2 separate regions of the Homo sapiens genome follow, and region 2 is linked to region 1. The links are chromatin loops, found by intact Hi-C in ENCODE. Cell type or tissue: heart right ventricle. All regions are shown on one strand.

What was found. A loop is a pair of places that touch in the nucleus more often than their neighbours do. Peaks named below come from ENCODE experiments on the same cell type or tissue, not always from the same donor. Only the 100,000 strongest peaks of a DNase experiment are listed, where the experiment ranks them.
Region 2: a loop joins it to region 1, with 2.0 times the contacts of the local background. A loop is called at or near these places in 11 of 110 quality-filtered maps.

Annotation. Positions count from the first base shown.
Region 1 is chr4:140,933,285-140,938,284 of GRCh38, forward strand. The region is part of intron 4 of RNF150 (ring finger protein 150); the gene reads right to left. Among named protein-coding and RNA genes, the nearest start is that of TBC1D9, 180 kb to the left of the region's middle. In heart right ventricle, no CTCF peak of the experiment used is centred here; a DNase peak (open chromatin) is centred at 2,111; H3K27ac peaks cover 3,041 bases.
Region 2 is chr4:140,994,719-140,999,718 of GRCh38, forward strand. The region is part of intron 1 of RNF150 (ring finger protein 150); the gene reads right to left. Among named protein-coding and RNA genes, the nearest start is that of RNF150, 140 kb to the right of the region's middle. In heart right ventricle, a CTCF peak has its summit at 2,329 (motif pointing right); a DNase peak (open chromatin) is centred at 573; H3K27ac peaks cover 2,279 bases.

The DNA of each region.
Region 1 (5,000 bases):
TACAGTGGAGGAAAGAAATTCAAAAAGAAGGGATTTACATAACTCAACATATAGAAGAAGCAAAAGTTGAGTTTCCCTCATCTGAAAATCCAAACTCTGAAATGCTCTAAAATCTGGAAAATTTTGAGTGCCAAAATGGTGCTCAAAGGAAATGCTCACTGCAGCATTCTGGATTTTGGATTTCCAGATGAGGGGTGGTTACTGGTAAGTATAATGCAAATATTCCAGAATTCGAGATGTGAAACACTTCTGGTCCCAGGCATTTTGGGTTAAAGGATACTCAACCTGTATTATGATATGTATGGGTTGAAATGTAGGCTATGTTAAGTGGATGAACAGAAAATGAAGTTGGAAAATATGATTCTAAATCAACATTCTGAAATAATCTAGGAAAGAGGTATGAATGGTGAAGAAAATAATGGACGGGAGCCATGCTTTTCCCTGTTCCTTGTGATGGTGAACTTCACATCATTAAGTTATTTCCTTCTATACTTTTCCATCTTTCTATGTCTCCTATACAGGAAGTCCTTGTGATGGGGATGATCTAGTCATCACTTGCTATGTGGTGTTGATTAAGTCAAGTAAGTAGACACCAGTCTCATCCTACCATATCCTCAATCCCACTGACCTAGTGCCACACTGTGGGGACAATTCTGCTAATGGGCTTGATCTGAAATGGTTGGGCCAATTATTTAAAAACATCATATTTATTTATTTATTTTTAAAATTTGTTTATTTATTTTGAGACAGAGTCTCGTTCTATTGCCCAGCTGGACAGTGCAGTGGCGTGATCTAGGCTCACTGCCACCTCCGCCTCCCAGGTTCAAGTGTTTCTCCCACATTAGCCTCCCAAGCAGCTGGGACTATAGGCACATACAACCATGCCTGGCTAATTTTTGTATTTTTGTAGAGACAGGGTTTTGCCATGTTGGCCAGGCTGGTCTGGAACTCCTGATCTCAGGTGATCCACCACCGTGGCCTCCCAAAGTGCTGGAATTACAGGTGTGAGCTACTGTGCCCAGCCTAAAAACATCATTTTTTAAAAAAGAAAAGACAAACGGAAAAAAGCTGCAATATAGCACCAGTAGTAATCATATTCTGGCTGTAGTTATAAACATAATAACTTTGTTTTGGCAAGCAAATATGATAGCAGTTTCATGTGATAGAGCAAAAAAGAAAAAAAAAAGAATGCAATAAGGTAAATTGCTGCTCACCGCACAAGCACTGTCCTTCTACGAAAAGTCTGCTTTCTTTTCAGGCTCACAGAAACAAGTTTGGAAAGTAATATCCAGAAAACATACAGAGGAAGTAAAATTCTTAAAACTTGGCTAAATTTGATTTAGTTTCCTTGAGTTGCTTAGACATTTTGCTTAGAGTGAGAGGGGGTTTCTGAAGCAGATTTTTAGCCAAAACCATATCCCCAGAGGTATGAAAGTACAACAGGGATCCCTGAGCAGGAATAAGTGTGGCTATGGTGTCAACTCCACAGCCAATGATACAGTGCTGGCCCAGAAGTCAGAAAACCTGGCTTTACTTTGGGCCCTGGGACCAACTTCTTTGAGTTAAGGTTTTCTTTTAATAAAATACAGGGGCAATCATTGATATCTGTCCTATCTATATTACAGGCTGGTCTGAGCTAAAATTAGACATTATATGCAAAAGTGCTTTGTGAAGAGTAGAGTGCTTTTGAAAGTTAAAGTGTTATAATATATATATATATATAAATATATATATATTATATATTTATAATATATATATATAAATATATATATTATATATATATAATATATATATAATATATATAATAAATATATATATAAAGTGTTATAATATATAAAGAACCATTTATTCCACACAGCTCTGCATTGCGTTAGATTTATAGCATGAAAGAAAAACCAACAACTTAAAAAAACAAAGAAAGGATATCAGATCCTGTTGCTACTAACATCAATTTCTTTTTAAACTACAATGGAAGAAATTTTTACTTTGGGAATGCAAGCTGGGAGGAATTGCAGGACCCTCATTTTATAGTGTGTCTCACTCCTTGGGTTTCTGGCAGAGGGAGGCTCTGTGCTTAGAACTTAACTCTGTTCTAATTATATCGTTTGGCTGGGGCAGCAAAGCTAGTTGGCATTCATCCCGTGTGTCTACTTGATTAATATAACTGGGGATCAGGACATTTGAAGCCAGAATGCCATATTTAACGAGGTTATTACAGTGCAAGACTTCTGTCCTAAGGCGACATTTGCTATGTTGAAAAACAACATCATTTACAGCACTGCCATCTCTTTCATGTTCCCTTCCTTTATTCCCTTAAGTGATATATTTTACATATATAATGTTGTACACATAAAAATCTGAAGTAATCAAAGAAAAACGATAAGAAAACACTTAGCAAACTCCAAACTTAGAAATACTGTGTAATTTTTACTAATGTGTAGAGTGAACTGTTGTTTTTAAAATTCTATTGCATAGCTTCTTTGGTACTTAAGTTTTTTTCCATTACTTTAAATGAAGGTATAATGTACCACAAAATGCATAAACCTTAAGTGAGCTTGATGATTTCTTAAGTGTGTGTATGTTTACGTACATACCACCCAGATGAAGATATACACCATCCTATCACCCCAGAAAGTCCTCCTGTGCCCCTTACCAGTCAATACCCACTCTCTGCCATGTGACCATCATTCTAACATCTGTCACCATATATTAGTTTTCCCTGTTATTGAATTTCAAATGGAATCATAAAGTATGTATTCTTTTTTGTCTAGCTTTTTAAATTCAAAATAATGGTTTTCAGATTCATCTGTGCCTTGGTGTACATCAATAGCTTGTTTTTTTATTGCTCAGTAGTATTCCATTGTATGGGTGTACCCCAATTTGTTTGCAGATTTTCCATTGTTAGACATCTGTACTGTCCTCATTTTTTGGCTATTATGGCTAAATGTGCTATGGCCACTCTTGCATCAGTCTTTCTGTTAATATATGCATTCATTTCTCTCAGGTATATATCCAAGAACAGAATTGCTAGGTCACAAGGTAGGGTGTATTTAACTTTAGTGGAAACTGCCAAACAAATTTCCAAAGCTGTTGTGCTATTTTAAACTCCTACTACACTGCATAACTTTTAATTTGGCCAAGTATATAAAATTCTGTTCTTGGAAAAATGGGTTTAAAAAATAGTTTTTATAAACTATTTGAGTGAGATGCCATACACCAGCATAAATTTTCATATAAATTTGAAAAGAGTAGTTAATTGATCAGTTATCTTATTTCTTGATAGGGAAGGATTAAAGTAAGGAGGAAGAGATAAGAACACAAAATTCGTTAATTTTATAGCATAAATTTTAAATTGTTAATTAAAAAAGCATTATAAAAAATAAAAATACTTAATAAAAAGATTCACCAAAAACACTAAAACAAAATGTTAAAAATAGTATCACATTTTATCAATTCTAGGCCATATCATTCTTCATTCCCATTTTAACCTATCTAAAATTAGGAAACATCTTACAATCAATGACAATTTATATTAAATATGATATGATATAAAAAGAACTTGTGTTAGTCAATAGTAATATATCAAAGAAATCAAACATATGGGAATTTAAATTACCTTTATATTTGGCTATCAGATGAGAAAGATGCTTTAAAAATTTACTACTCCATGGTTCTGAGAGAGTGCTAGCATAAACACTCTCACATACTGCTAATGAGGTGTCAATCATTACCACCTTTCAGGAAAGCAATTGGATAAAATTTTTCAAGATCCTTTAAAATTCCTTTCAATCTAGTAAGTTCACTTTAGGAATGTATCTGAAGGGATAAATACAGAATAAATATATAAACAACTAACCTCATGATTTTATAATGATGAAAAACTGGAAGCAATTTAAATGCTGAACAATGTTGGAGGGTAGTTAAATAAACTCTAAAAACGAACTATTATGCAACTACTAAAAATTTTTAAATAATTTCTTTTTTTTGTTTGTTTGAGACAGAGTCTTGCTCTGTTGTCCAGGCTGGAGTGCAATGGTGCGATCTCAGCTGACTGCAACCTTCACCACCCAGGTTCAAGTGATCATCTTGCCTCAACTTCCCGATTAGCTGGGATTACAGGCACCCGGCACAACGCCCATCTAATTTTTGTATTTTTAGTAGAGACAAGATTTCATCATGTTGGCCAGGCCTGTCTCGAAATCCTGACCTTAAGTGATCTGCCCACCTTGGCCTCCCAAAGTGCTGGGATTTCAGGCGTGAGCCACCGCATCCAGCCAAAAAATTTAAAATAATTTCTAAAGTTTTTAAAAAATGTTTTTTATTGCTGAATGAGAAAGTAGAAGAAAAACAATATTAATTGCTTGACTCTACAGTGTTTAAAAACATACAAATATTTATATATATATTATAAAAATTAATTATGCCAGCATTAATAATGATTATTTCTGGGTGGTCAGATTATTTTTGTTTACTTCTTTATACTTTTCTCTGTTTTCAACATTTTGCACAATTAGCAGTGAAACCTTGAAAGTTATTTTTAAAAAACACATTTAAAAACAGCTATAAATAGATTGACCAATTCATAACATAGGCATAAAACAGTAAGTCAAATCCTATGAAAATCTGCTAATTTCTGTCGCTCTTTTCAAAAAAAAGGAACTTGGAAAAAATCTGTTCCTAATCAAGCCTATGTAACAGGCACCGCAGGGTAAAATCAGGACAGGTCATCTCTGTCTGGCTAGAAAGTGCCCTTTTGTTTTCGACTTCACGAGTTATAGGACTCATAATCGGAATCCTCATCACATTACAGCATTCTGTAAACATTTTTTTTTACTCATAAAGAGCTTGGAATTTTCTGTCTACACATTCAATTCATTTGACTCATCTTAAAATCAGACTGATCCCTGGGTTTAAAAATGTTAAGGGGCTAGTGTCTTTTTTCAGTGATTTCAGTAAAACTTGATGGTAACGCTAAGTTTTCAAATATTAAAATGATGTTC
Region 2 (5,000 bases), 61 kb after region 1:
TGCTAGGCTCACTAGAGTAAAAGGCAGGAAGCATTTTCCACCCAAGTTGCTACGCCTCTGGTGTTCCCTGGACCATCTGGATAGAAGTTTATGTTCAATCTATAAGTCTTTTTTTAATTTTTAATTTTTATGGGTACACAGTATAATAGGTACCTATATTTATGAGGTACATGAGGTATTTTGATACAAGCATACAATGCTTAATAATAATCATATCAGGGTAAACAGGTATTTATAACTTCAGCATTTAACATTTCTATGTGTTACAAACATTCCAGTTATACTATTTTATTAATTTTTAAATGTCTGATAAATTATTGACTGTGATAACCCTGTTGTGCTATCAATTACTAGAACTTATTCATTCTATCTAATTATATTTTTTGTACCCATTAACCATCCCCACTCCAACCCTACTACTCTTTCCAGCCTCTGGTAACCATCATTCTACTCTCTATCTATGATAAAGGGCAGGTGAACCCCAAATTTGGAACTCAGCCCAGGAATGTTCTTGGCTTTGCTCAGGAAAAAATTCAAGGGCAAGCCAGTGGTGTTAGCAGCTTTTGTTGAAATGGCAATGTACAGCAGCAGCAGAGGTACGGCTCAGAGCAGAGCAGGGCTACCCCATAGGCAGTGTGCCCAGAGTAGCAGCTCAGAGGCAGTGCTGCAGTCATATTTATAACCACTTTTAGTTATATACAAACTAAGGTGTAGATTATGCAGAAATTTCTAGGAAATGGGTGGTAACTTCTGGGTCATCAGGTCATTGCCATAGAAAGCGGCAGTAAATTCTAGGTGTTGCCATTCTAGGGAATGGTAAACTGACATGGCACAATGGTGGACGTGTCTTATGGAAAGCTGCTTCCGCCCCATCCCTGTTTTAGCTAATCCTCAATTTGGTCTGGTGTCTGAACCCTGCCTCTGGAGTTGTGTCCCGCCTCCTATCTCATCTCCATGAGTTCAGTTGTTTTTATTTTTAGCTTCCACAAATGAGTGAGAACATGAGAAGTTTGTCTTTTGGTGCCCCACTTATTTCACTTAATGTAATGCTCTCCAGTTCCATCCATATTGTTGCAAATGACAGGATATCATCTTTTTTTATGGCTGAATAGTACTCCATTGTGTATATGTACCACATTTTCTTTGTCCATTTGTTTGTTGATGAACACTTAGGTTGCTTCCAAATCTTAGCTACTGTAAACAGTGCTGCAAGAAACATGGGATTCAGATATCTCTTTCATATACTGATTTCCTTTTTTGGGGGGGTATATACCTAGCAATGGGATTGCTGGATCATATGGGAGTTCTATTTTTAGTTTTTTGAGGACCCGCCATACAGTTCTCCATAGTGGCTATACTAATTACATTTCCAGCAACACTGTATGAGGCTGCCCTTTTTCCCCATCCTCATCAGTATTTGCTATTGCTTGTCTTTTGGATAGAAACCATTTTAACTTGGGTGAGATGATATCTCATAGTAGTTTTGATTTGCGTTTTTCTGACAATAAATGATGTTGAGCATTTTATCATATACCTGTGTGCCATTTGTATGTCTTCTTTTAAGAAATGTCTACTCAGATTTTTTAGCCCATTTTTAATTGGATTGTTAGATTTTTTTCCTATTTAGTTGTTTGAGCTCCTTGTACATTGTTTATTAATCCCTTCTACAAGTCGTTACTGAATGTCAGCACTACTAAATGTTAAGAGGTGGCATGATAGAGTAGAAAGAAAATTTGATTTGGAATAGTTAACACTGGTTTAAAGTCTTGGCTTTCCCACTTCATAGCTGTGTGACTTGGGCATTTAACCTGCAGCTTCTTCACCTCTGTGCTAGAATCATAACTGCTCTGGCTACTTCAAAGGGTTGACAAGAGAATAAAATATAGATGTAAATGTGCTTTCTTATCCTGTTAAACGTTACGAAAATTATCTGTTACCATTAGAGAAGCAAGGTAAAAAATTTTGGTTTCTAGCTTATGATCTAGTTAGGGAAAAAATTTGTACAAGAAATATTCAAAGAGCAAAACTATTTAGCAAAGTGTTGGAGAGTCCTGTAGTCCAGGTTTCCTAATGCCATGTGGCAAATGTTCATTGTGTGGTACAGACCAAGTATAAAAGTGAGAAAAGCAGTCATCAGGAAAAACTTCACAGGAGAGAAGAATGTGAGCTGGAAGTAATGAGGCAGAAAGGAACTAGGAGAACATTCCAGAATGTGAGAGATTCATGAGCCAATACATACAGTGTGAAGTAAATTTGTGTGGTTTCTCTGCTTCCAGGAAACTCTCTCATATTTCAGACCCATTGAAGAATTCTGTCCTACAAACCACAAGGGGGAACAATATAGTAACTTCTTTTCCAGTAGAAAAATACCTCTTGACACAGCAATTCCACTTTTAGGAACTGAGACTACAGATGGAAGTGAGTGTGTGTATATACACATATGTGAAATAATGTATACAGGTGATTACTGCAGCCCAGTTTGTATATGTGAGAAAACTATAATTTATAATCTAGAAATAATAATCTAAGATGCCATCAGTAGGAGATTGGCTAGGAAATTGTGGTATACATACTATCAAATATTTTACAGATTTTATAAAGCGTAAAATATATAAAGGTATTGGCTAGGTGCGGTGGCTCATGCCTGTAATCCCAGCACTTTGGGAGGCCAAGGCGGGTGGATCATGAGGTCAGGAGTTCGAGACCAGCCTGGCCAACATGGTGAAACCCCATCTCTACTAAAAATACAAAAAATTAGCTGGGCTTGGTGGCATATGCCTGTGTCATTCATCCCAAAGAAGGAATCAACTCTGCTGATGAGCAAATCCAACACTTAAAAGACAAAGCTCTACGAATATTCTTGGTTTTGACCCTTAATCCCAGCTACTCAGGAGGCTAAGGCAGGAGAATCGCTTGAACTCGGAAGGTGGAGGTTGCAGTGAGCCAAGATTGCGCCACTGCACTCCAGCCTGTGTGTGTATATATACACACACATATATGTGTGTATAAAAAGATACTAGCTGCATATGCAAGGATAGTGAATAATTATCTCAATTTATTAAGTGAAAAAAGCAAAGTCTAGAAGTATGCTATATTTATGTAAAAAGAAAATAAAAGAGTCCATACAGAGTGCTTGACAATGCATAGACAACAGTACAAAAATAGTCACTAGTCACAGATTAGGATAGAGGAATGAGAGGGAGACATACCTTTCACTGTATATACTTTTGAATTCCATATCATACTCATGTATGACCTATCCAAAAATTACTTTAAATGTATTAGCTGGTGGCCCAATGCTTTCACAGACTCCAGATAAATTTGCACACTGACTTCAATTTAGGATGCCCCAATAAATAACGTTCTCTGAATATCCTTTAACTGAAATTGCTTCAGTTAGGTAACGCAAAATACAGCTGCCCAGCATAGAGTTCAGTCCAGTTGCCCGCAGATTTTACTGAGTGGCTGGGTCATGTTATTGACCATATTGTGTTCCCCAAAAGTTCATTTATTGAAAGCCAAACACTCAATGTCACTGTACATGAAGACAGGGCCTCTAAGGAGGCAATCAAGATTAAATAAAGTCATAAGGGTGAGGCCCTAATCCAAAAGGACTGGTGGCCTTCTAAGAAGAGGAAGATACATCAGGTGTGCCACACACAGAGGCAAGGCCACATGAGGCCACAGTGGGAAAGTGGTCATCTACAAGCCAGGAACAGGAAGCCAACTCTGCTGGAAACTTGATCTTGGATCTCCAGCCTCTAAAGCTGTGAGAAAATAAGTGTCTGTTGTTTAGGCTACCCAGACTGTGGCATTTTGTCATGGCAGCCTGAGAAGATTAATACCATTACCATCAAGGACTCTTGTGGAGAAGCACAGTCCTCCAGCCAGAGATAAGCTGAGCTAAAGTGGGAGCTATGCTGCTTGGCCTGCAGAGGAGCACCACTGTAACACAAGAACATGCCACTAATTCAAAGTGACAGAGTGGGCATGAGGAGTCCAGGGTCCTAGTTCCTGCAAAGCCATTCCTGACTGCAACCTGCACCATCATGTGAACTCTGCAGGATCTGTCTCAAATCCTTTCAGCTTCCTTAGTTCCTTCCAGCTCATTGGGTCCAGGATCTATAACATGCAAACAGCAAAATATGTCACTACCAAGAGTCAAGTTAGCTTCCAAAAATAGTGAGCTTCATATTTGTGGAATAAAAACAGCAGCCTGTAACCTAGGAGTTCCCAATCAGTGAGACTAAATCTACTTTAGATCTCAAAGCCTCACGAAGCAGGCTGCTGCTGCTGCTGCTGCTGACACAGAATCTTCCTCACACTCTGAGTTTTGCTGAGATTCTCAAAGTAGGGAAGGTGGAACATGGTCTCCTCTGATAATTTATTACTCTGAAAATCCACATTTTAGAAACCCTGGCACTCCAAAAAAGCAGTGAAGAGGTATCCCATCTCACAAGCAGACAAAACTATGACAACTCCTGTTGTTATTAAAGGGAGAGAGGTGATGTTAAGCCAAAAAACTAAAACACGCATTTCTCCAGTGTCATTCATCCCAAAGAAGGAATCAACTCTGCTGATGAGCAGATCCAGCACTTGAAAGAGAAAGCCCTATGAATATTCTTGTTTTTGACCCTTAGTATCACATCATAATGAAACAGCCATATGTAGAAGCCTAGCTGAAGCACTGATGCATTTCTTTTTCAGTCAAAGGTTTGAAGTCTTATCATCAAGGGTTTACATGATGTAGCAACATCTAGGAACAGATATCCTACAGTTTAGGCATGCAATAATTTCTTTAATGACAATGAAGTTAGCGCTGCTTGTTACAAAAAGTTGGGGCACATGGTTTCAAAAGAAAGTATGACCCAGAATTGTAGGTGACTATGTCAGATAACTGAACTTGTACTTAACTTTAGAAGAACACATTTCCAGGCCACGTGCGGCGGCTCACATCTGTAATCTCAGCACTTTGGGAGGCCAAGGCAGGTGGATGACCT